3 separate regions of the Mus musculus genome follow, and regions 1 and 2 are each linked to region 3. The links are chromatin loops, found by intact Hi-C in ENCODE. Cell type or tissue: left cerebral cortex. All regions are shown on one strand.

Region 1 (8,000 bases), 50 kb before region 3:
CTGTAAAAACGTGATCATGGTATTCTCCTGGAAGGCAGAGGTAAACAAGCAGTTACCAGGAACCCTGGCACTGCAAAGAACAATCAGACGTATCAGAGACGGAAAAGTGCCTATCACCACAGATTTCCTTTGGGGTTGAAGTTTTGCCTTTTATGCCCCCAAGTGATCAAAATTCTGTATGGACTTGAATGTCCCAGCATGTGCGTAGAGGCCAGAAGACAGCTTGCAAGAGTCAGGTCACTCCTTTTACCATGTAGGTCCTCTTAGGTTTTGACCTCTGGTCATCAGACTTGGCAGCGTGTGCCTTTACCTGCTCAACCACGTCAGCAGCCCCAGGTTTTATTTTGGGTTGGTTTTTTTCCAGTGCTTTTTTTTTTTTTTTTTTTTTTTTCTGTCCTCCTCACCAAGATATTCCTAATGTCACAGGTACCTGAGGCTGTGACAGGCAATCAAGTGTAGACTAATTCTAGGCAATGAGCAATCTCTATGACTCGGTGACTTCCCTCCCCAGCTCTGGCCTCTTAAATGCTACCCTGAGAAAACAAAAGTCTTATTTCTCTGGGAAAGACAAATTTATAAGGCTGTTCTCTTGGAATTTATCCCTATCCAGAACACGCTGACATAGAAGTGATAACAGTTAAATTTAGAAAGTTCCTTCTCAAACCAAAGAATGCTCAAGCTGAGAGGAAAAATAGAGCCTGCGCAGGCCCGGTCTTTCGTTCCTTCTTTCCACAGCAAAGGAAATAGAAGCCTGGCAAGGTCAGCTGGGCTGTCCAAGGCCACATGGGAAAACATGCTGCTTTCTTCACAACTGGCCAGTAAATGTCTACGGTGTGTCCAGCACGTCCTGCACCAGGGTGTCAGCGAGAAAGGGTTCAGGCCAGAATGTGAGCCAGGCTAGAATTCAAGCTCTGGGCTGCCCCTCCCCCTCCATGCAAGGGTGTAAAGGCTCTCATGCTCTCTCTCTCTCTCTCTCTCTCTCTCTCTCTCTCTCTCTCTCTCCAAGACCTCTGGCCTAATCTCCTCAGAGAATTACCATTCAGACTGAGAAAAATTAGAGAATTCTCTGGAAAGAGCATCGTTTATCCTTGGTTCCTTCTGGAGGGAGTGAATAGAAGGACATTTGGGGAAGAGCCAAGGACATGACTGTGTCTTTACTCACAGAGATGATGCCACTGCCCTGAGCCTAAGGGCCCTGGGTCCATTAACTACACAGACAGTCCTCCTATGATCTTGTACCAACCCGAGAATCAAGAGGAAGCCCAGGGCCTGAACACTGTGGCCATGGAATATAATGCCATGAGAGCCCAGACAGACTTGGCCAGCCTACTGGAGGGTCCCACTGAGATTTTTGTTGCTGCAGGAGTGAACTCAAGGATTGAAGCATCAAACCAACACTGACTCCAGGTAGTCAGGCCCAGTGCCCAGTGTCTTTACCTCTCCAGCAACCTCTCCAGCCTCTATTTTTGGGTTTTGTCAATAGGGTCTCATGTATCCCAGGCTGGTCTCAAACTTACAATGGAGCTAAAAATGACCTTGAACTTCTGATCTGCTCCTTCTCCCTCCGGACTGCTGCGACTGTCAGCATGCACCACCATTCCCAGCTTCGGTATTTATTTTAGCTGCATGATTTCACAGGAACAGTGTGAAGTAAAATGACATGAGTCACAAAAGCCTTTCTGGAGGAGAAATCCCAGAATACCAGCAATGACAGGGGAAGCAAAAAAAAAACCCTCAAAAACATGTAACTATGCCAGCTGGGAGCGACTACACATGCCTGTAACCCCCAGCACACAGGATGTTGAAGCAGGAAGATCAGAAGTTCATGTCCAGCTTCAACTAAATAGTGATCCTGAGGCCAGCCTGTGCTACATAAAGCCCCCATCTTAAAGTGGGGGTGGGGGTGGGGAGAAAACAAATATTAAAGGAGGTGAGGCTTTTAGGCAATATTTTCCCCCAAATTTCTGTTAGTATGTATGTGAAACGAGCCTCTATAATTCCCAGAAAGGAACCTTGAATTGTGTGTAGAATATAAAACTTTGCCTACAAAGGCTGAAATGAACATTTCCAAAGATCTTGAAGAGGACCCATTCTTTCCATCCACTATGTGATTACCCGGGATTGACCTCAAGTCATGAGGCACAGCAGCAAAGCACCTTTACCTACTGAGCTATCTCACCGGGCCCTTTGTTTGTCAACCGTAACTTGTTTGTCACCGTAACTGAGCATTTCAGAGCTTCTGCTTTGCTATTCAAACCTTTCCTCCCATGTAAATTAACTCCTTCTGCTTCATTTACCTTTTGAAAGCCCTCCTCCATTCCAGCCTTGCGGTGGCAAGACAGAAGCCTGTGGTTATACACACTGGCACTCTCAGCACCTAGGAGGTGAGGTGGCAGAAGGATAGAGGGTGTGAGAGCAGCCTGGGCTACATAGTGTCAGCAAGTTCAAAGGCAGCCCGAGTTACGCGGCAACATCTAAGAAATGAAAGATAAGATAAAACAAGAAGTCCACAAGGGTGACCCAGGGAGTCAGGACACCAATGCCAAACCTGACAAGCTGACTAGAGCCTGGGACCCACCTGGCAGAAGGAGAGGACTGACTTCTGTAAGTCATCCTCTGACCTCCACAGTGGGTGCATGCATATATGTGTATGCATACACACACACACACACACACACACACACACACACACACACACGCACACGCACACGCACACGTACACGCATGTGCACATATACCGGCAGATATACACACAATTTAAATTATAAATATATATTTATGTCAAAATATATATTATAAATATATATAAAGTATATATATACTGAATAACTAAATATTAATGTGACAAAAAGATTAAAATAAGAACAATGGTGGTGTCTCCCAGTAGTAAAACCTTGTCTATTGTGTATGAGACCCTGAGTTCAGTCCCTAGCATGAAAAAATAAAATGTAAAAGCCTCAAACTAAATTCATTGAAAATCTTGTTTAATGTACAGTTTGATTTTCAAAATAATTTTAGGCACATACTATTAATCTTTAGCATAACAAAGTACTCATGAGATTTTTATAATTAAGGTACCAATAGGGCATTGGTTTAAAAATAAATAAATAAATAAATAAAATCCAGGTTTTTAAAATATTGTGAAAATTTTCAGGCATTAGCAAAATATTATAATGGGCCCTCATTTTCCTACTCATATTATTTTAACTAGTTTAAGGTAACTTGGCATACATGGAAAAACACAGATTTTATTTTTCTTTTCCCTTTCTCTCTCTGTTCATTGCTGTTTCTTTCAGTATTAGAGACTGAACCCTGGGCCTGAATCAAGCTAGGCGAAGCGAGAGGCTCTCTACAACTGAGCTGCATCCCAACTGACCTTTTTTTGTTTTGTTTTGTTTTTTTAAATCTTTTTAATCTTTTTAAATTTATAGCTTTCCATCTTTGTAGCAGAAGTCTGGCTCCATGGCCTTCTGAATGGAAAGGCCACTGAGTGATGAGTTCCTACCTCCCTTGTCTGAGTCACTCTCCCCCCCCCCCCCCCCCCGAGAGATCTATCCTTAAAAGGCTCTCACTTCCCTAAGCTGGGGGAGAAAAAAAAAAGTAAGCTTGCTTCCTCCCATTGGCAGGAGATGAATCAGCACAAAAGGAAATTGTCCTTGCCCAAGCTCATCTGATCCCCTGGGCTGGGTGTGTGTGGTATCGAGTGAGCGATGGGGAGGGAGTTGGTATCTTCTCGGGAACCACTCTGAGAGGTGAACAATGCCATGCATGCTGACTGGCCTGTGAGGTTAGAACTGTTGACACACACCTTGCCAATTAGAATTGTCCCAACCTGTAGGGAAAGCTCAGCTACTTCCAGATAATCAACAGGGCAAGTAGGGAAACTGCCCATGCCTAGGTGGCTTCAAATACACAAGGTCAGAGGATTGTTTAACTGTGACACGCAGCGTGCACTTGAGTGACACACCAGCTCCCGGAAAAGCTGGAACACTCATCTCAACTGAAGTGGCTTTCAGGGAAGAGCTTTGAAGGCCACAAGAAGTCCCAGTACCAGGATGTACAAAGAGTCATCCGTGGCTGGACCCTAACGATCCGGCTGAGCCCACTGAAGTTGTCTCAGCTCTAGCCGAGGTGCTGCCCTTAAGTAATCTCTGCAGACCCTCTGTCTTCTCACGGGCAAAAAGAAGCACAGAACACATTGGGCTCTTCCCCTTCTAAGCCCAGCCGTTGAGCCACTTTTCCCTTTCCTTCCATCAGCTTTCCCGAAGATAAGAGGAAGAAAGCTGATGGATAAGTCAGCTCTCTAAAATAGCCAGCCCGTGGGAATCCTGTAGGGTGTGTGTGTGTGTGTGTGTGTGTGTGTGTGTGTGTGTGTGTGTGTGCGCGCGCGTGCGTGACCAAGTACACGGGCACATATACCAGTTATATTGCTATTAGGTGAAGCAAAGACTCTGTCTTTGGTGGGTAGAGAGAGGAAAGCAGTCTGCTCTTCATGTTTCCCAGCTTTGTAGAAAAAAAAAAATCCGTGCAACCAAAAAGAAGAGCAAGACAGAGGATGGGAAGGCAGTGGGGGACGAGGGAGGGAGGGAGCCGAGCTCTCAGCACTGAATTTAAAAAGGGATGAGGGCGCAGTTAAGAGGGAGGCTGAAAGGGAGCCAAGAAATAAAAATATGCTGGGGATTTTAAACTGGGTGTAGCCACAGCTGGGTAAAGCCTACTCTTCCACTCAGACTGGCTTTTTCACTTTGGCCTGCCCTTCCCCTTCCCCTCCCCCTCCCCACCCAGACCCATTCTGAATTCTTTCGAGGCTCCCATCCCTTCCACCCCCTCTTCCTCGGCAGAGAAATTATATAGGAGCCAGGGAGGAAGTGACACATGTTCCTGCTTGAATGGAACAGGCCTCTGCAGCAGCCACTCGTGCTTGCTTCCTCGGCAACACTGCTGCTCGAGCTAGGATCCTCCTAAGAGACTCTCCTCTGGCTGAGCTCTGAGGTCCAGCCTTGGCAAGCTCCATGGCTTAGGGCATGCTGCATGGTTCAAGTTCCGTTCAAGAGCACCATTCAGTAGACCATCAAATTCAGAATGTATAGCACAGAACTCTTGAGTTAGTCTGGCTTCTTCCAAATGTGTATTCATTTCCTCCATATATATATAGTAAGTGTATTTGGGGGTGGGGGCAGGGTCTGAGAGGCCAAAAGAGGGTGTCAGATCTCCTGGAGCTGGAGTTACAGGCAGCTGTGGGCTGCCTGACATGGATTCTGAGAAGCAGCACACAGTCTTAGCTGTTGGGCCACCATCCAGACCACTTCAACAAATTTGCATAAGACATAAAGATATGCAAATGCCAGGGCCAGCTAGAGAAGGAGGAGACACCTTACTAAGTTTTTTTTATTTACCTTTTAAGATTTACTGTTTTTATTTTACCTGTATGGATGTTTTTGCCTGCGTGTGTGTTTGTGTTCCACATGTACATCTGGTACCTGCAGAGGGTGGAAGAGGACATTGGAACCTTTGGAACTGGAGTCACGGGTGGTTTTTGGCTGCCACCTGGGTCCTGTGTAAAAACCACAAGTGCTCTTAACTGCTCTCTCTCCCCGCCCCCCCCTTAATTAATTTTAATGCTGTATGTTATGTGTCCTTCCATGACACCAAATGCTGAAATGGTTCCAGACTGGCTCTTCATTGGTAGCTCTCAGAATCACTAGGTGAGATACTAACAAGGTAATTGAAACTTAGTAAATTAACCAGTAAGGTTCAAAGCACCATGCTCAGCCCAGAACAGCCCTCCAGACTTCCTCTGCCCTGCGCTCCCTCAAGCCTGTCTATGGCAGGTAGCTGCACTGTTAAGTTTGAGGTTTGGACTGTAACTATGTTTCTATGTGGTCTCCCATTGGACTAGAAGCATGGTGTTGTTTGTTTGTTTATATTTGTTGTGATTGTTTTATTTTGGTATTTTTGAAGCAATGTTTCACTCTGTAACCCAATGTGCCTAGAATTCACTGTGTAGCCCAGGCTGGCCTAAAGTTTATGACACCCCTCTTCTGCCTTAGCCTCGAGAATGCTGGGATTATATGTGAGCCATCATATATTTCCCAAAAGCTGCTGCTGCTGCTGCTGCTGCTGCTGCTGCATCTTCCTCCTCTTCTTCCTTTAAGACAAGAGTCTCACTATGTAGCTCTGGCTGTCCTGGAACTCATAATGTAAATCAGGCTGACTTCAAACTCACAGAGATCCTCATGCCTCAGGCTCCAAGTGCTGAGATTAAAGGAGTGCACCATCACACCAAGAACTAGAAGTTTCTTGAAGGTAGAGCCAATGCCTCCTTCATGCTTCTATCTCCAGAACGTAGCTTAGTGGTGTCTATTAAATTATTTGAACCAGTCACTGAACTAGCGAACGTTGATCTCTTTTGGCCAATGATGTACTTAGACCCTACAAGCAAAATAGTGGGGTCTAGGGAGACAGTTCCGTGGATAAAGTCCTTACTGTGCAAACGTGAGCAGCCAAGTTTGTATCCCAGCGCCCATGTGAAACCTGGGTATGATCCAAGTAGAGCAGCATGCTCCTTTAATCTTAGCACTCAGGAGACAAAAGTAAGCATGTTTTTGTGAGTTCCAGGCCATTACTGGGCAGCTGAGACACAAGGCTGCCTAGGGCTCATCGACCAACTAACTGATCTAAACAATCGGTGAGCTCCATGTTCAGTGATGCAGAAAGGTCACTGAATCCATCAGTCTCTAGACATAGCTGCATATCCTATTTGGAAAGCACTAAAAAAAATGGAAACAAAACAAAATAAGAAACAATAGGACAAGGACATGGTTCAGCCTGTAAGGGGGCTGGACGCTAAGCCTGACAACCAGTGTTCCATCCTAGACCCCACGTGGTGGAAGGAGAGAGCCAATTCCTACAAGATATCCTTTAACGTCCACATGTGTGACACACACGCGCGCACAGGCTTGTGTGCATGCATGTGTATGTGTGTGCGTTTAAAAAATTAGAACATTAGGAACAAGCCCAACTGTATACTTATTAGAATTAGTGGTAAACTCGTGGTTTATATTAGTTTCGTCTTCCTTCCTTCCTTCCTTCCTTCCTTCCTTCCTTCCTCCCTCCCTCCCTCCCTCCCTCCCTCCCTCCCTCCCTCCCTTCTTTTCTTCCTTCTTTCCTTCCTTCCTTTCTTCTTTTGATTAATGTCCTATGGCCTAGGCTAGCCTTGAATCCTTGATCCTCCTGTCTCCACCTCTCAGGTGCAAAGATCATGGGTGTTAAGTCACTACATGTCTTAGTCAGGGTTTCTATTCCTGCACTTCATGGCCAAGAAGCAAGTTGGGGAGGAAAGGATTTACTCAGCTTACATTTCCACATTGCTGTTCATCACCAAAGGAAGTCAGGACTGGAACTCAAGCAGGTCAGGAAGCAGGAGCTGATGCAGAGGCCATGGGGGGATGTTCTTTACTGGCTTGCTTCCCCTGGATTGATCAGCTTGCTTTCTTTTCTTTCTTCCTCTTCTTCTTCTTCTTCTTCTTCTTCTTCTTCTTCTTCTTCTTCTTCTTCTTCTTCTTCCTCTTCCTCTTCCTCTTCCTCTTCCTCTTCCTCTTCCTCTTCTTCTTCTTCTTCTTCTTCTTCTTTCTTCTTCTTCTTCTTCTTCTTTTTGAGACAGGGTTTCTCTGTGTAGCCCTGGCTGTCCTGGAACTCACTCTGTAAACCAGGCTGGCCTCGAACTCAGGCCAAAATCCACCTGCCTCTGCCTCCCAAGTACTGGGATTAAAGGCGTGCCCCATCACTGCCCGGCTAACTTGCTTTCTTGTAGAACCCAGGACTAACAGCCCAGGGATGGCACCACCCACAATGGGCTGTGCCCCCCACCCCTTGATCACTAATTGAGAATATGTCTTACAGCTGGATCTCATGGAAGCATTTTCTCAAGGGAGGCTCCTTTCTCTGTGATAACTCCAGTTTGCGTCAAGTTGACACATAAAAGCAGGCAGTACACTACA
Region 2 (8,000 bases), 67 kb before region 3:
GGGTGTTGGAAACTGAGCCCAGATCTTCTGGGAAAACAACACACACTCTTAACCATTGAGCCATCTCTTCAGCCCCCCCAAGGACCACACAGAATTCTAGCCCTCATGCCCTCACAGTCCATGGCGTGGAGAAAGTATTTGGTATGTTTATTGTTTATGGAGAAAGCAATTTCACAATAACCTTCTGAGATTAAATTTCGCATCCCCTTTGACCTGCATATTACACTTCTAGGAACTTATCTTACAGATAAGATTGCACAGTGTACATAAAAGACAAGTAACAAGCCAGGTGTGATGGCACAAGCTTTTAATCCTAGCACTCTTGAGACAGAGGCAGATGGATTTCTGTGACTTGCAGGTCAGCCTGGTCTACAGAGCTGTCCTGTTTCAGGACAATCAGGGATGTTACATGGAGGCAAGAAGGAGAAAATAAAGAGAGAAGAATACCAAAAATGTGGCCACTGGGGTTGTTTGGAATAGCAAACCAAATAAGCTAAAATCCCTAAGTAGCCAGAGTCATTAGTGAGCAGCACAGAGACGTGAATGAACAACAAGAAATACCATGTACCATTCAAAACTACACTGCAGATCTCTAGGTCCTGCTGTGGAGAGGGTTACAAGAACCAACTGTAAAAGAGAGAAATATCAAAACCACGAAACACATCCAGGCTGCATGCGAACAAGTCATTTCTTTTGTTTCTGATTTTGTTCTTGTTGCTTTTTATTTTATGAGACAGGGTTTCTCCCTGTAGCCCTGGCTATCCCGAAACTCACTCTGTAGATCAGGCTGGCCTCAGACTTTGTCTTTGATCTTTCTTGTGCAAGCATGTATGTGAATGCAGTGAGATCTGAAGCACCGCACACAAATGGGACGCATGCAGCAACTCTCCAGAGACGCATGCAGCAACTCTCCAGAGTTGGTCCTCTTCCACCTCTCCTTTGTTTCAGGCACTGGTTCACTTTGTCAGGCTTATGAGGCAAGTGCTCTTACTTGCTGAGCCATCTCCAGGCCCCTTATTTGCTTTGTGATACAGGGTCTCATGTAGCCCAGGCTGGCCTTCTACTTGCTATGTACCCAAGGATAACCTTAAACTCCTGATCCTCCTGCCTCCATCTCTCTGATTTGGGGATTACAGGTTTGAGCCATCATGTCCAGTTTAAAAACAATTCTTGCCAGACATGGTGGTATATGCCTTTAATCTCGACACTTGGGTGACAGAGACAGGAGGATCACTGTGAGTTCAAAGCCAGCCTGGTCTACATTGTGAGTTCCAAGACAGCCAGTGCTACATAAAGATCCCCTGTCTCAAAAATTAAAAATGAACAGCTCCTTAAAGGACACAAGTGAGGAACACGGCTATCTCTCCAGAGAGGGACTCAGAAAGGTGAGGGAGGGGTCCCACACTCATCACTTAGCCTCCAAGACAATTTGAACTCATTAGCATAAAGATGAATTGATTTGGGAAGAGAAATATTGAAATAAGCAGGGGCTGTAACTCAGTGGTGAAGGGTTTGCCTGAAGGGTTTACCTGGTGTGCTCAGACCCTGATTCAATCCCCAGCACTCCAAAACAATATTAATACCAGTTAGAGCTAATTCTGCTCTGAATAATTGCACTCGGGGCTTATCTGGGTTGCCTTTGCTTGTTTGATTATTCATTTCCGCCAGCAAGACAAAGTGATGGATGCAGAGGCTTCTTTCTTCTCCCTTGTTGCAAGTTCAAAGCCAATGAGCAATAACTTCCGGAGCATTCCGGTGCACAGCAGGAGTGCTCTGGTGGTTCATCAATGTCACTAAGAGCTCCAGATGCATTTATAATCTCACCGCAATTGTCAATGGCAGCTCGCTCGCATGATCAATTGCCAGTGTCTTAGCACACTGTGTTTGCACAAAGCACCCCTCACCAGGACAAAAGCAGATGTGTAGAAAATCAGCTGTGTGGAACCTCTCTGCTTATTTCTTGACTTTCCCTGGGAGCCATGTGGCTGCCTTCATAGTTGTCCTAATGCTGGCACTGCTTAAAGGAGAGGTATCTATGGCAGCAAGCGGCGGTGATTAATTTTAAGCTGTCACGGAAAATAGTTTTGCACTTTAATGTCAGAGAACTGCATTATTATTACGGGTCTAATGTTCCCTTGCCAAGCCTCTGTGCTCACTCCCAGGATACAAAATGAACACGGAGAGCTTGCCCATTGGCTCCCAGGAGCATCTTTTGGAGAGAGGACAAAAAGAGAACTGCCAAGCTAGCCAAACCCCATGGGATCCCGGAGCCCTCCCCCATCTGCCTTGCTGCCTGCAGCTGGAGAAAGCCCTAGTCATGCCTCTTTGCCCTGAGTGTTGTCCAGTTTGACCCCAGTTTCCCCTCGTGAGCCATCTGGCCCACAGAACATATTTGGAATCCCACATTGTGCCAGACACCATAAAGAAGAAGTTTGATAGAGAGAATGCCATAGAAACAGGTAAGGAATAAGCCAGGCCAAGACCAACAAGTACAACACAAACATCTTGGAGATCCGGCCGTCTGGGCCCAAATCTGAAATAAATTGTGGTCCCCTGGGGTGTCTTCTATCTCTGAAGCTGCTGAGCTGAGGTGCAGTGAGGGGGGCGGGGGTAAAGAAGAGAGAGAGAAAGAAGGAGAGAGGCAAGAATTGACTAGCTTTAGGGTTTCAATACAATATTTATTTCTTGCATAATCTGTCAGAAAATTAGATCAAAGAGCTGTCAGCTCTTGAAATCATGCAATTCATTAAAGGAACAAACTTTTAAATATCTTTAGTCAGAAATAATAGTCTCTAAGAGGCAGGCTTGACTTACATAGCTAATTTGGACCTAATAACTGGAAGACAGTACAAATGCTAGAACCTGAACGCTCTAGAGAGACATTAAGACATTATAGAAATCTCTTTGTAAAAAATTAAGACAATTATATTCATAAAAACAGCATCTCTTTCTGGAGCACTCCTCTGTGGCCAGCTAGGTACTTCATTGAATTTTTATCTGCAATCTTGCTGCTTGGTAAATATAGTTACTGTCACTTTTCAGGTGGGAAGTCTGAGAGTCGGAGAACTTCCTTGGGCACAGTGCAAGTATGTAGCAAGTGACATCCATCTGTCTAGCTGGCTATAATACTAGACCTACGGACAAGATCACTGCTCTTCCAGAGGTCTTGAGTTCAATTCCCAGCAACCAACCACATGGTGGCTCACAAACCATCTGTAATGGTATCCAATTCACTCTTCTGGTGTATGTCTGAAGATAGCTACAGTGTACTCATATAGATAAAAATAAATAAATAAATCTTTAAAAAAAAGATATGGAGTTTGAAGCCATCCTTTATATATACAGTGACTTTGAAGCCGGCCTGGGAGAGTGAGGGGATGAGGCATGAATATGAAAGAATATGTGATGTCATTTGGGGGTATCTGTGGAGGCCAGAAGTGAGTGTTGGATCTCTTGAAGCTAGAGTTAAAGGCAGTTGTGAGCTGCCTGATACGGGTGCTAGGAACTGAACTTAGGTCCTCTGGAAGAGCAGCAAGCCCTCTTAACTCGGAGACATATGTATATCTCTCCACCTCTCTCTCTCTCTCTCCTCCCCCCACCCCGCCCCATGTAGCTCAAGGGTCTCATGTAGCTCAGGCTAGCTTAAACTCACTAGATAAACAAGATGACTTGAATTTCTGATCCTTCTGCCTCTGCCTCCCAAGAGCTGAGCTTACAGGCACAGACCAACACATCCAGTTTATGTGTTGTTAAGACTCGAACCCAAGACTTTTCACATTCAAGGCAAGCACTCTACCAACTGAGCCACATCCCCAACAAAAGTCCTAATGTAAACTCTAAAGCAATATAATTGTTGCAGCTATGTAGATATTGTCTATAGTAAAATAATTACAGAAGCTGGCCTTGTCCAGAGTCAAGAAATAATGTTCCATTTTTCATTAAGCAAAAAAAACAAAACAAAACAAAACAAAACAAAAAAAAAACCGAGATTGCAAACCTATAAGGAACAAAGATTCTTTGGGGAAGTTTGAGTCCAATATCACACATGCCCATTGCTTTGGGTGTCATGAGGAGATGCTGGTGGAGAGGGTGTGATCAAGTAAACTGCTTACCCCAAGGCTAGGATAAAGAGGAAAACAAGGAAAAGGAGGAAGAAGAGAGAATAATAACGTGCCATAATCTCTCTCAAAGTTACAAGCCCAGGGGGCTTAAGGACTTCCCATTAGGCTCCACTTCCCAAAGGTTCTATCACCTTCTACATTAGTTTGTTTTCTAAATGCTGAGTCCTAGACTTTTCATCATGTATGTGTGTGTGTGCATGTATGTGTACATGTATGCAGTATGCATGTATGTATGTTCACATATGTATAGATGCACATATACATGTGTGGGTATGCATGTGGTGCCCACAGGTTGATGCTGAATATTGAGATGTCTCCCTCAGTCATTCGCCACCTTATACATTGAGACGGGGTCTCTCAGCTTGTCTATGTGGCTAACCAAACTAGACAGTTTGCACTGGGAATGATCCCTTGTCTTTGTCTCCCATGCACTGGGATTACAGATGAGCCGGCATGCTTTTCTGGAATTATGTAGGTGCTGAGGACCTGAACTCATCCTCACATTGTAAGAGATTTACCAGCTGAGGCAGGTTCCCTGAGTGCTTCACAGCAATAGAAAAGTAACTAAGACCAGTGGGTAACCCTAGCACTGGTATCCTCTGCTTAAAGAAAGCCACAATGCAAGGGACCTGACTCCATTCATTCTCTGCAGAAGGCATTCCTAAACTGCTTTTGAAACCAATGCACATCCTAGTTTTAAAAATAAAACGTTTGTGGTTCCTTCTTAATTGGGTCTCTCACAGGCTAATAATAAAACGCGTTGGCATTCTGTGGGTATATATCAACTAACAGTAGAGGGAGCCAAGCCAGGAATGGCTTCTGGGGTGGATAGGAATCTGCGTGCTCTTAAAAATAGGTCCTGGGCAGTAATGAAGAATTGAAGTTTACTAAAATGACTTGAGCATTGGAAAGTAGTTGAATAAATTGTGCAGGTGGACAGGTAGTATCGATGTTGAATTTACAAAAGTTTACCAAATAGGTTGGTGCAAGCATATAATCCTGACCAGCAAGGAAGCGGGAGGAACACAAGTTCAGCCGTTCTCCGCTACATAGTAACTTCCAGACCAGCCTACTTGTGAGACTTTGTTTCAAACCATCAAAAACAAACAAACAAACAAACAAACAAACTCGGGCAGCTGCAGAGATGGCTCAGTCCTTCCTGTTCTTGCAGAGGACACGAAGTCCCAGAACCTATGTTGGGGAGCTCACAACTGGCTGTGACCTCAGCTCCACGGGTTCCAATGCCCTTTTCTATTCTCTGCTCATACTAGCACACAGGTAATATACATACACAGACACACATGCATACACAAAGAAAAATTTTCAATTTTTGTTTTGGGTTTTTTTCTTTTTCTTTTTGAGGCAGGACTTCTCTGTGCAACAGCACTGGTTGTTCAGGAACTCACTATGTAGGCCAGAGTAGCCTCGAACTCACAGAGATCTGCCTGTCTCTACCTCCCATGTACTGGGATTACAGGTGTGCACCAATACTCCTGGCAAATTTTTAATTAAAAAAAAAGAATAATAATTTATATACTTCCTTTTAAAATCAGGGGGCTGAGCCAGGTAGTGGTGGCACATGCCTTTAATCCCAACACTTGGAAGGCAAAGACAGACAGAGCTACACAGAGAAATCCTGTCTCAAAAAAAAAAGAAGAAGAAGAACAAGAACAAGAACAAGAAAAGAAAAGAAAAAGAAATGAGATAGAAAGAAAAAAAGAACGACAGCAATAATAACATAATAACAATACAATATATTAATCAAGAACAAAGCAAAACAAAAAGTCTAAATATGAGAAGACATACTTAAAACAATTTTAACTAAGAAGCTGTAACACAAACTAACATTCATTTTAATTGCAAGAAAATAGTGCTGCACAATATTGTTCTCTTTTTCCATATGTGTTTTCATGCTTGTATGTATCCATATATGTGTTTTCATGTTTGTATGCATGCATGCATACATATCTGCTGTGTGTGGTGGTCAGAGGACAAGGCCAGGTACCACCCTCAAGAACACCATCCTTTGAGCAGCATCTCTCAGTGGCCTGGATGCTAGACTAACTGTGCAGTGAGCCCCGGGGACCCTCCTGTCTCCACCTCCCCAGCACTGGGATTCCAAGTGCGGCCCACCACGCCTGGGATTTTTACATAGATAATCATATCCTAACACTGTAAGGTAGAAGCACTGGCGGAACCACGTCCCCAGCTCCTGCACAATCCAATAATAACCAATAATAATAACCAATAATAATAACCAATAATAATAACCAGAAAGAGACTTGCTGTAAGGTCATCTTAGTGGTTGGTATCTATAGTAACACTTAGAATGTTTCCCTCAAATGTATTTTAGCTTTTGCTGTAAAAATCTGTAACAAATAATTATTGTGCATTGCTCTCCAAGCATATATTATGAACTGAATGTGCTAAGCTTCTGTGGGTCCGGAAGGACTGATTTCTATTTTGTTAGATACATCTCTTAATCAAAAAAAAAAAAGACAAAAACCCAAAATAACATATGTAGGGACTGGCAAAATGACTCAGTAAGAGGGCTTGAGGCCAAGTCTAATTACCCAAGTTCAAGCCCCAGACCGCACAGTAAAGAGAGAGAAGTGACTCCCCACAAATTTTCCTTAGACCACCACATACATGCCTGTGTCGGATGTGGATCACCCTTTGGAGCACTGTCAACTTACTGAGACCACGTCCTTAAACTGACTCTCTGGGCGAGCAAGGCCAGCATGGTCTACAGAGTGAGTTCCACAGAACATCCAGGACTATGCAGAGAAACCCTGTCACAACAAACAAGAGCAAACAGGAAGGAAGGAAGGAAAGAAGGAAGGAAGGAAGGAAGGAAGGAAGGAAGGAAGGAAGGAAGGAAGGAGGGAAGGAAGGAAGGAAGGAAAACTGACTCTCCCATCCTCAGAAGCTGTACTCACAAATAAATAAACAAAAAACATTTAAGTAAATAACACATATACAGCTCCTGCCCCAAGTGAGGAGCTAAGAACAGTGGATGGTGGTGGGTTGTGGAGTAGGGGATGCTTGTTTCTCAGAGAAGCAAAATGTTTTAGCCAAAGTACAGGGTGGGGACTAGACTTTGAAGTGAGGGCCTAGGCCAGTCTGTTTCCTCAAGGAATGCATCTCCACTAAGATGCATTTCCAGTCTGCAGCATCAGTTGCCATTCTCCTGCCTCTGTCTAAGCTTCACTAGATAGTGGTGGGTACAGTAGCAATCACCAGCTTTCCTGTACTGCTTAGCCACACTGCTACAGGGCCAGCATGGTTTGTGCACCGAGTTCAGGTGTCTGACCACTACAGGCAGCTGTGAATTACCTGACATTGTCGCTAGAAACCCAACTCAGGTCCTCTCCTCTAAAAGGGTTCTTGACTGCTGAGCCATCTCCCCAGTCCTGGGGCTTGTCTGATAATAACTCCGTCTGATGAACAATGTAGGCGGTATCAAGAGCCCTTTTTTCTCGAAGCTCAGGGTGAAACAATGGAGCAGAGAGGGAACTTTCTGAAGGTCACAGGATGAGCCAGCTGGAAAGAAACATTAGAACTGTACCTGCTCCTCTCCAAGAAAGGCCTTGTGAGTAAACCACGAGAGGGGACAGAGCCTTCCCACCCATGACCCTCTGCTGCCTGCTCCACAGCCTTAAACCAGGGGAGGCAGCAGCACTCCCCCGCCCCCCATGCTCTCTGATGCCTGCTCCAGTCCCACGTTATATCATTCACTGAGCCCCAAGCAGCTGAAATATGCTGCAAGCATGCTCAGGTTCTCCTCACCTGTAAACAAGCAAAAGTCCGTAGGGTCCCCCAGGCAGCTAGTGTTCTTTCAAACAGGTCGCCACCCTTGAGCTTCAGGATAGTAAATGA
Region 3 (8,000 bases):
ACTTAGCACCTAAGAGGTAGAGACAGTAGGATTTCTGCAAAGTTCAAGGCTACTGTTGGTTGTATGATTAAAATAGTGAGTACCGGGCCAGCCAGGGCCAAATAGTAAAACTCTGTCTCAGAAAATAATAATAAGCTGAGTTTAAATTGCTTTGTGGAGTTTTTGTGACAGTTTATATGTTCTAGGCTGCTTGTGACTTGTAATTCTCCTCCCTTAGACCACTGATACTACGGTTATATATGTCTGCTACCACACCTGGCCTAAACTTGTGTTTTGAATTGAGTTTGGTGACATTTAGAATTCAGCAGTTAGTAAAATTACCATAGAAGAAAATATCCTGGGAATTACTGATGTGGGTGAAAACAACATTGTTTTGTTCAAGAGTAGAATTAGACTAGGTAGGAAAACTAATACAGATTTCCTATCACTTTTTATCAAAACAGGCTTTGAAAGAATGTGCAAAGTACCTTAGCACTATTGACTTGTGGTAGTGAATGATGATCTAAACCCACGTGTTAAACACTCTGAAGTGTCCAACAGCATAATAGGGAGAGTTCAGTATCCTTGGAAACCCTGGAGGAGTGCCCCAACTAAGCCGTGAGACGCACTTGGCAGGTACACAGTAGTAGCTGGGAAAGATGACATTGTTGACTGCTTTAGTGTTTGTTTACAGGGTTGAGAGCCCCCTGAAGAGTAGGAGAAGGGACCGGTATTGATTGGCCTAGGTGGAAATGATAGTGGTCTATAGGTGGTTAGATTAATGAGTATTTTGTATTTTGAAGCAGGGATTAAAAATCCAGTAGCTTGAGATCTGGGACTGTAGTAACTAAATGGTAGAGTGTCTGCCTCATAGGTCCTGTGAGGTCCTGCAAGGCCCTGTGTTAGGTCCTCTTAAATAACAGCAACAGATACACAGGCCTGTGCACACAGGAGTTGGGTGAGGCAGGGAGGCAGCTAGGGCTGTTGAAGCTCAAAGATGAAACTGCTCTAGGCTTCTCTCTTTAGCTTGTAGTCAAGTTACCTCGTGGCCATGAAGTTCTTAACTGTTTTTCTGTGCTGACCAAGGAACTATAGTGGGCACCCTCTAACATGGCTCCAATGGACACTGCCCTCTGCTGCTCTGCTCTTTGTATAAGTTTCTCCCTTGAATGACACACCTAACAACTGACTAGTACAAGCATGACAGAAGTGATGACATACACTTACAGATGAGGCTACCCAAAGGTCTGTGCTGTTCCCTTTCATTTTCTTTCATTTTCATGACCAGCTACCATGATTGTGAACTTTTCTGGAATCCATGTGGCAGAGAACTGGTATCTCAGGTCAGCATCCAGGAAAAATGATGTCTGACAGCAGCCATGGGAGTGAGTCTGTAGTTGGCACTTACATAGTTTCCCTCTGGAGCATCCTTTCACCTGACAGCCCCCAGAAATAAGGCCATCGGAAACAATTGTTTTTATTTTGAAGACATTAGTCCAGTGGAGTTACACAGAAAATCTCCATGTCATCAAGCCTAAAATTAAATTTCAGCCCCCATTGCTCATATATTTTTAAGTTCTTTTAAATGCAGTTTATGGCTACTGCTTTTCCAAAACACTGTCTGCTTGGCTTCTGGAAAAACATCCCACCTCACCAGCAGCCCCCAACCCAGTCATCTCTTCATGTGGTTCCTGCTCAGCTGCCAAGGATAGGAAAGCCTCAAGGCGCTTAGCCTGCAACCCTGGTTTTCTTTACCTGCCCCAGAAGGAAATCACCTTGAAATGCCATATGACTTTGAGTGCTTTCTGTAAACTCCTGCCAGATCCATTTAGCTGCTCATACAACATTCTGCTCAATTGTAGTTCACTCAGAGATGTGCAGATGGACTATAGTTTTTCTTGTTTTTCTCCTGCTGGGTTTGTTTTTACAAGCTTGTTACTACTCTTCTGTATGTTGGTCCATCCGTCCATCCATCCGTCCGTCCATCCATCCATGTTTCTGGCAGGGCTGCCTTCAGAATGCATTCTTCTGCTGCTGGACAGTTCTGACTCTTCTCATCCCTTATTTAGTAAGAACACATTCACAGAGTTATTTGAAACATAACTTCCTTTGAGAAGTGTAATGGAAACAAGGAATTGAATTTTAAGTATGGCTGCAGACCAGGTCAGGAAATGCCTACCTGATGTTTTACCTACCAAAATTAAGAGGAAAAAGAATTTTAAAAAAGATCCAAGTAGAAAGAATTCACTGTAATTTCCTTTCTCCTTTCTGTTTGACTTTTGAGTGTCTCAGGCTAGCCTTGAACATCCTTTGCAGGAAATAATGGCATTGCATTCCTGATCCACTGCCTCCACCTAGCTTAAGTGTTGGGAGTGTAGGTTGCTACCATGGCATGCTTAAATTGCTGTTCCTATAAAGGCACGTGAGGTGTTCCTTTGATTAAGGGTTTGTGAGGAAATCAGTGGTGTAATCTTTTGGATTAGTTATCCAGCGGGCTTTTCTTTCTTTTGTTTATTTGCTCTTTAGACGCTGTTAACTGGAGCTTCTGAGGCACATATCTGCCTATTAGTGATGAGGTCCTCTGAGCCAGTGGGAAGACCTAAACTTATTTTTCTTGATATTTATCTTTATTTTATGCACATGTTTGAAGATTTGTTCATACCTGACCTCTTGGCCTCTTGGCCTTAGATTTTTCATCTGTTAAGTCTTTGTATTAATGTAAACAGGTGTACCTGTTTGTGGTGGGAATTAAATGCTAGTACATTACATGCAGCTTACCACAGCATGGCACTGCACTGCACTGCACTGCACTGGCTCTGACTACAGGGTTGCTTACTAGGATTTCTAAAGCACCTCTGCTTTGCTCTCCTATCTGCTCTCCCTCCTCCCGATTCCCAGTCTTCTGTGTTGCAGTTGACAGGACACAAGCTGACAGGGTTGTTGTTAGTTAAAACTCAGTGTTCTGGTTTTGGATATTAGAATAAAGCCTGTAAAAAATTTTTAACATAATCTAAAAATCTCTAGTCTTTTCATCTAAATTTCTTAGGAGTTTGTAACCTATGAGAAATCAAATTTGAATTAAGAATGACTGTCAAGACAAATGGACAGTGCAGTGTGTCCTGATTCTTATAGTGTGATTATGACAGTTGTAGTCTGTAAAGCTTTTATAAATACACACATCGATAGAAACCAATTCTGAGTTTAAAAGAAATTACTTTGAAAATAACTTTTTTGTTTTGTTTTTTGAGGTAGAGTTTCTCTGTGTAGCCCTGGTTGTCTTGGAACTCACTCTGCAGACCAGGTTGGCCTTAGACTCAGAGATCCACCTGCCCTTACTTCCGAGTGCTGGAATTAAAGACATTCACCACCTCTGCTCGGTGGGAAAAAATATTTTATGTGTCTGCTAAATGTATATATATGCGTCACATTCATTCAGGTGTCTGGAAATTAGAAATGAGTGTTGGATCCTTTGGAACTGGAGTTGTGCATGGTTGTGGGTCCTTAGAGGCATCTCTTCAGCCTTGAAAGACCTTTCTTTTGTTTTTTTAATTTCAAAATTAAAAACCTCTATAGCTACACTTCTGTGTGTTTTTAGTGCCGTGGAATATTTTAGTTTTCAACCATTTAAAAATATAAAATCTGCCAGATGTGGTGGCACATGGGCTTTTTAGTTCCAGCAAAGACAGAGGCAGGCAAGTATCTTGTGTTTGCTGCCAGTCTGGTCCACATAGTTTCAGGCCAGCCAGGACCACACCCTAAGACCCTATCTCAAAAGTGAAAGTAGAAACATCCTTGGTTGGTGACTAAGATACCCATAGATGTGAAGTGTGGTTTGTTTGCATACACACCAGAAGAAATGTTTGTATCACCACCATCAGTATTACTGGTGATTTCAGACTGGGTCTCACTCAGTAGCCCTTGCTGGCTTGGGGTTTGCTATGTGACACAGGCCCAGGCTCTGTGTGTGTGTGAAGAAGCAACAGAGCAAGGCAGTTGTGATACTGTTACTTGTTTGGGCTGTAGGCTCAGATTTCAGTGAACTAAAGTAGAGTGTTTGGAAAACAAAGGCCAAGGCTATATTGACCATAACACCCTAGGGACAATTAATATTTTGTTTTATTTTGCTGTTTATAAAGGGTCTCACTGTGTAGCCCTGACTGGGCTAGGACACCTCTAGGTAGTAGCAGGTTGTCCATGTTTGCCTGCCTGTCTTTGTCTCCTTAATGCTGGGGTTAAGGAGTCTCTAAGAGCTAGGCTAAGCTTCCTCCTCTAGGCATAAGATAATGAATGGCCAGGTAGGAAAATGACAGTCACACTTTTGGTTTGTTTTCTGTGCCTGTGCTGCACTAATGTGGTCCTGAGGTATCGTACATGAGTGGTTTCCCGAGTGAACCTAGGAAGACAAAAGCAGCTTTATCTTAAAAAAGAATGCCAACCATCTCATTCTGTCCATGTCCTGATGTGAAGACAGTGGGAACGCACTGACTCAGGCTTCTCTGGACGCAACAGAGAGTCAAGAGTCGAAGACATTTGCCTCCAGGTGCTTACCACCACTGTCTGCCCTCTGCCTCTCAGGTAAGAGGGATGAATGGTCTAGTCAGTGCCAAGTGGGGCGGCTATGAAGTGGAGGGAAGAAAGAAATGGTGTGGCCTGTTTGTCAGGGGTTTAGTTTTGAAGGGAAGAGGTTTCCAAAGGACAGCATTAAGTTGGACCTGCTTTGCATGGCACAGTGGCTGTTTCTCCAACAATCAGATCTGTGTGGGTTTAGTGGCTTGACCTTGGGAAAACTATTGAGGACTTTGAGCTCCCTCTAGAGGACAACAGTCTAAAAAGAGCCTCCTAAAGTTCTTCAGGGAAAGAACCTGAAGATAGCCATCCCTTTTAAGTAAGAAGTTACTGCTTTGTGAACGTATTAACCTCCCCTTCGTGTGTTAGCCTCACAAGTGCTAAGTTTCACCCCAGTCTGAGCATTCCCTTATATATTTCTGAATGAGTCTTTCTGAAAAAATTTGTGTTAGTCATATCTAAGTAGCTTTGTGGGGTCAAAGAAAAGATGGTGAAAATGGATCGTGCCTTTTAATTGGAATATAAGTATGTACCAATCTCTGAGTCTTGAATGGACCTTGTGAAATGTACAGAGAGACAGATAACGTGTTTACCTGCTCTCCTCAATCCATCTCTCCACATCTGGAAAGAACAAGTACAGGAAGATTAACAAGATGATGAGCTAAGGTATAGGCTTGTGCCTAATTAAACATGTGAACGAGCTGACACTGACCCGCCTAAGCTTCAGAGCCTAGCTAACTACCGAGCAGTTTGTTCCAGGACAAAAGTGTTAGCCGTGGTCAAATGGTCTGAGGTCCATTGGTTATAGCTTTGATTGTGGTTCATCCTTTTATTCTTTGTTTATTCCTCTTTGCAGAACTTGTGTAAATTCAGTTATTTAAAAATGCACCTATAAAATGAAATGTTAATTTTGTGCTAATGATTTGAATAAAACTGTGTGTGTGTGTGTGTGTGTGTGTGTGTAAGTGTGTGTAAATGTCCATGCTTGGGGAGACCACTGGTTGAGGTCAGATGTCTTCTTCATGTTTGCTTTATGTGGTGTTGGATATCAAATCCAGGGTTTCATACATGCTAAGCAAGCTGCCTAGTAACTGAGTTACAGCTCCCACTTTATTCTCTTATGTGCTAGCATTGCCCTTCTTCGTCTTCGTCTTCGTCTCCGTCTCCTCCTCCTCTTCCTCCTCCTCCTCCTCCTCCTCCTCCTCCTCCTCCTCCTTTTCTTTATAAAGTATGAGGAGATATGAATGGTGAAAGCATGCCAAAAGGATCCAAAGCCAACCCTGAAGGCTTTTAATGGCTAAATGTTGAATAATTGAAATAGATTGAAATTATATTTAAATTTTAACAAAGAGCTTTAAGCTTCCTCCAATCCCCTTGAATTTAGGCTGCACCTTCCTAAGCACAATGTGGGGGCCTAGGAGTAACTTTCTATAGGAAAAACCTTAGATGAATAGAGAATGGACTATGTCATCAGTAAATCATGGACATTTCCACTCTAACCACAAGGAGGATGTACCACTGTAATACTGTGACATAAACGGTATGCTAACATTTGTGATTTTCCTGCCAGGAACCCACAGTTGCAGCATTACCTACCGTTTAAAAAAATGCATTTCACAGTCTCAGATTGAGGGATTTCCCACTGTCTACTGCCCAGGACTCTCAAGTTCATCAAAGACAAGGCAGTCTGAGGAACTCATAGGCCAAGGGAAGTAACGAGACTGTAGTAGGGTAACCTGGACAAAGTTTTGGAATGGAAAAGGCACGAGGGAACTGAGGAACAGCACTATCCAGTTCATTTAAAATGTGCCAAGCTGCTTCCCTATCTGTGACAATCGCAGTATGAGGTGTGAACAGTAGTGCCACTAGATGAGGTGTCTATAGGACTCTGTACCATGTGTGTGACCTTTCTTAAATCTAAAGCTGGGGGTAAAGTTTCTGGAAGGGCCTCTATCAGCTTTATGCAGTTTTGTTAAGTGTTTGTGAAGTGAGTCGCCTGTTAGTCTGCATGTCCCTGTTTACAGGTGAGCAGCGGCAGGCTGTTCTGTAGGAAACTGAGGGAAGCCTGTGCTACTTTGAGTGTAGTTTGTCTTCCCGAGGTTCGTGTTCTGGCTGCATGGTCCTCAAGGGTAACCATGTGAGAAATAGACTGTGGTATATGGAATGTTGTGGTCATGTTCTTGGAAGACGCTAGTTCAGTGTAGTTTATGAACTCCAGGTTTTCTAACAGAAAGCCATGGTCCTAGGAAAAATTGAATAGTGTTTGCAGATGTATGGCCCTTTCACACCCTTAATTTTCTGAATTAGACGCTTCCTAATAAAACAATAGTATTTTCTCCAGCCATTATACTCTTGTTCCTGCTAGATAGGTTGAAATATCTGTTAAATATGTCAAGGCATATGCTCTGTTGAAAGACAAACCCAATCGTGAACACAGAAACCACTACGTATTGGTAGAGCAGAGCTGGGACCCTATCCTTAGTCTTTTGTCATCCCCTAGTGGTTAGTGACTTGCAGGGCATTGTTGAGATTGGTGACGGGAAGGAGGAAGCTTTTCAGGACTGAAGAGAGGGAGAGCCTGGCAGCCTGAAGATGGGACAGCTAGCTAGCTTGTTCTCTTGTAGCCCTTTAAGGACGCAGATGATAGTGAGTATTTGAATCCGTTACTTTAAACATGAGTGATGTAAAGTTATGAAAGTGAAACTTGAATGACTGGTAATACTTACAGAATACTATATGCCTTAGGTATACCTTGAAGGCTTTAAAAATTCAGAAAGCATGGTAACAAGTGAGTGATATATCAGATTAGGATTACAGAATGCCTGGGATAGGATTCCAATGTCTGGATTTTATTACTTTCCGTGACAAACTTATTTTCACATGGTAAACATAACTCTTTTGATTATACAGTGCTATAGGCTTTGAGAAAAACCAATCACAGTCATTACTGCAACTGGTACACCAAGCAGTTGAGTTGCTCCAGAACATTCAGGCCCTCTGTAGTGTGCATCTCATCCCTGACCCTAGTAATCAACTCGTGGTCTCTTGTTTCAACTTCTGTTGCCATTTGCATTTAGCTTTATTCACCCAGCCCAAGGCATCTCGAGCTGTATCCTGCTTGCTATTGCTTATATCAGTAGTTATTCCTTCTTCTTACATTCATATATGGGTGTCTGGTTTCTTAGGTTTTGTTTTACTTGGGTAAGTAAGTGCTTGGGTAAGTAAGTTGCTTAGTCAACATGTTAAGAGTGTATTTGTATTAGTTTTCTTGTAGCTGACAAAAAACAACTTAGGGATGATAAAAAGCTTGGCTTACAGTTTGAGGTGATATAGTCTCATGCCAGGGAAGGCAATAGTGGCTATTAATCTTGTGTCCACAGTCAGGAATCAAAGTCTGCATTGCCCCTCCCCTGGTTTTATTCAGCTTGAAACCACAGCCCCTGAGATGGTTGCCA

What was found. A loop is a pair of places that touch in the nucleus more often than their neighbours do. Peaks named below come from ENCODE experiments on the same cell type or tissue, not always from the same donor. Only the 100,000 strongest peaks of a DNase experiment are listed, where the experiment ranks them.
Region 1: a loop joins it to region 3, with 4 times the contacts of the local background. A loop is called at or near these places in 2 of 42 quality-filtered maps.
Region 2: a loop joins it to region 3, with 1.9 times the contacts of the local background. A loop is called at or near these places in 2 of 42 quality-filtered maps.

The regions. Positions count from the first base shown.
Region 1 is chr14:67,094,010-67,102,009 of GRCm38, reverse strand. No RefSeq gene overlaps it. Among named protein-coding and RNA genes, the nearest start is that of Gm52123, 12 kb to the right of the region's middle. In left cerebral cortex, no CTCF peak of the experiment used is centred here; DNase peaks (open chromatin) are centred at 3,835, 4,670, 4,841, 5,272 and 2 more places; H3K27ac peaks cover 4,038 bases.
Region 2 is chr14:67,110,776-67,118,775 of GRCm38, reverse strand. No RefSeq gene overlaps it. Among named protein-coding and RNA genes, the nearest start is that of Gm52123, 29 kb to the right of the region's middle. In left cerebral cortex, a CTCF peak has its summit at 4,903 (motif pointing right); a DNase peak (open chromatin) is centred at 4,861; H3K27ac peaks cover 222 bases.
Region 3 is chr14:67,043,791-67,051,790 of GRCm38, reverse strand. All of the region lies in intron 2 of Ppp2r2a (protein phosphatase 2, regulatory subunit B, alpha), which reads left to right. Among named protein-coding and RNA genes, the nearest start is that of Ppp2r2a, 25 kb to the left of the region's middle. In left cerebral cortex, CTCF peaks have their summits at 4,794 (motif pointing left), 6,057 and 7,045; a DNase peak (open chromatin) is centred at 4,764; H3K27ac peaks cover 542 bases.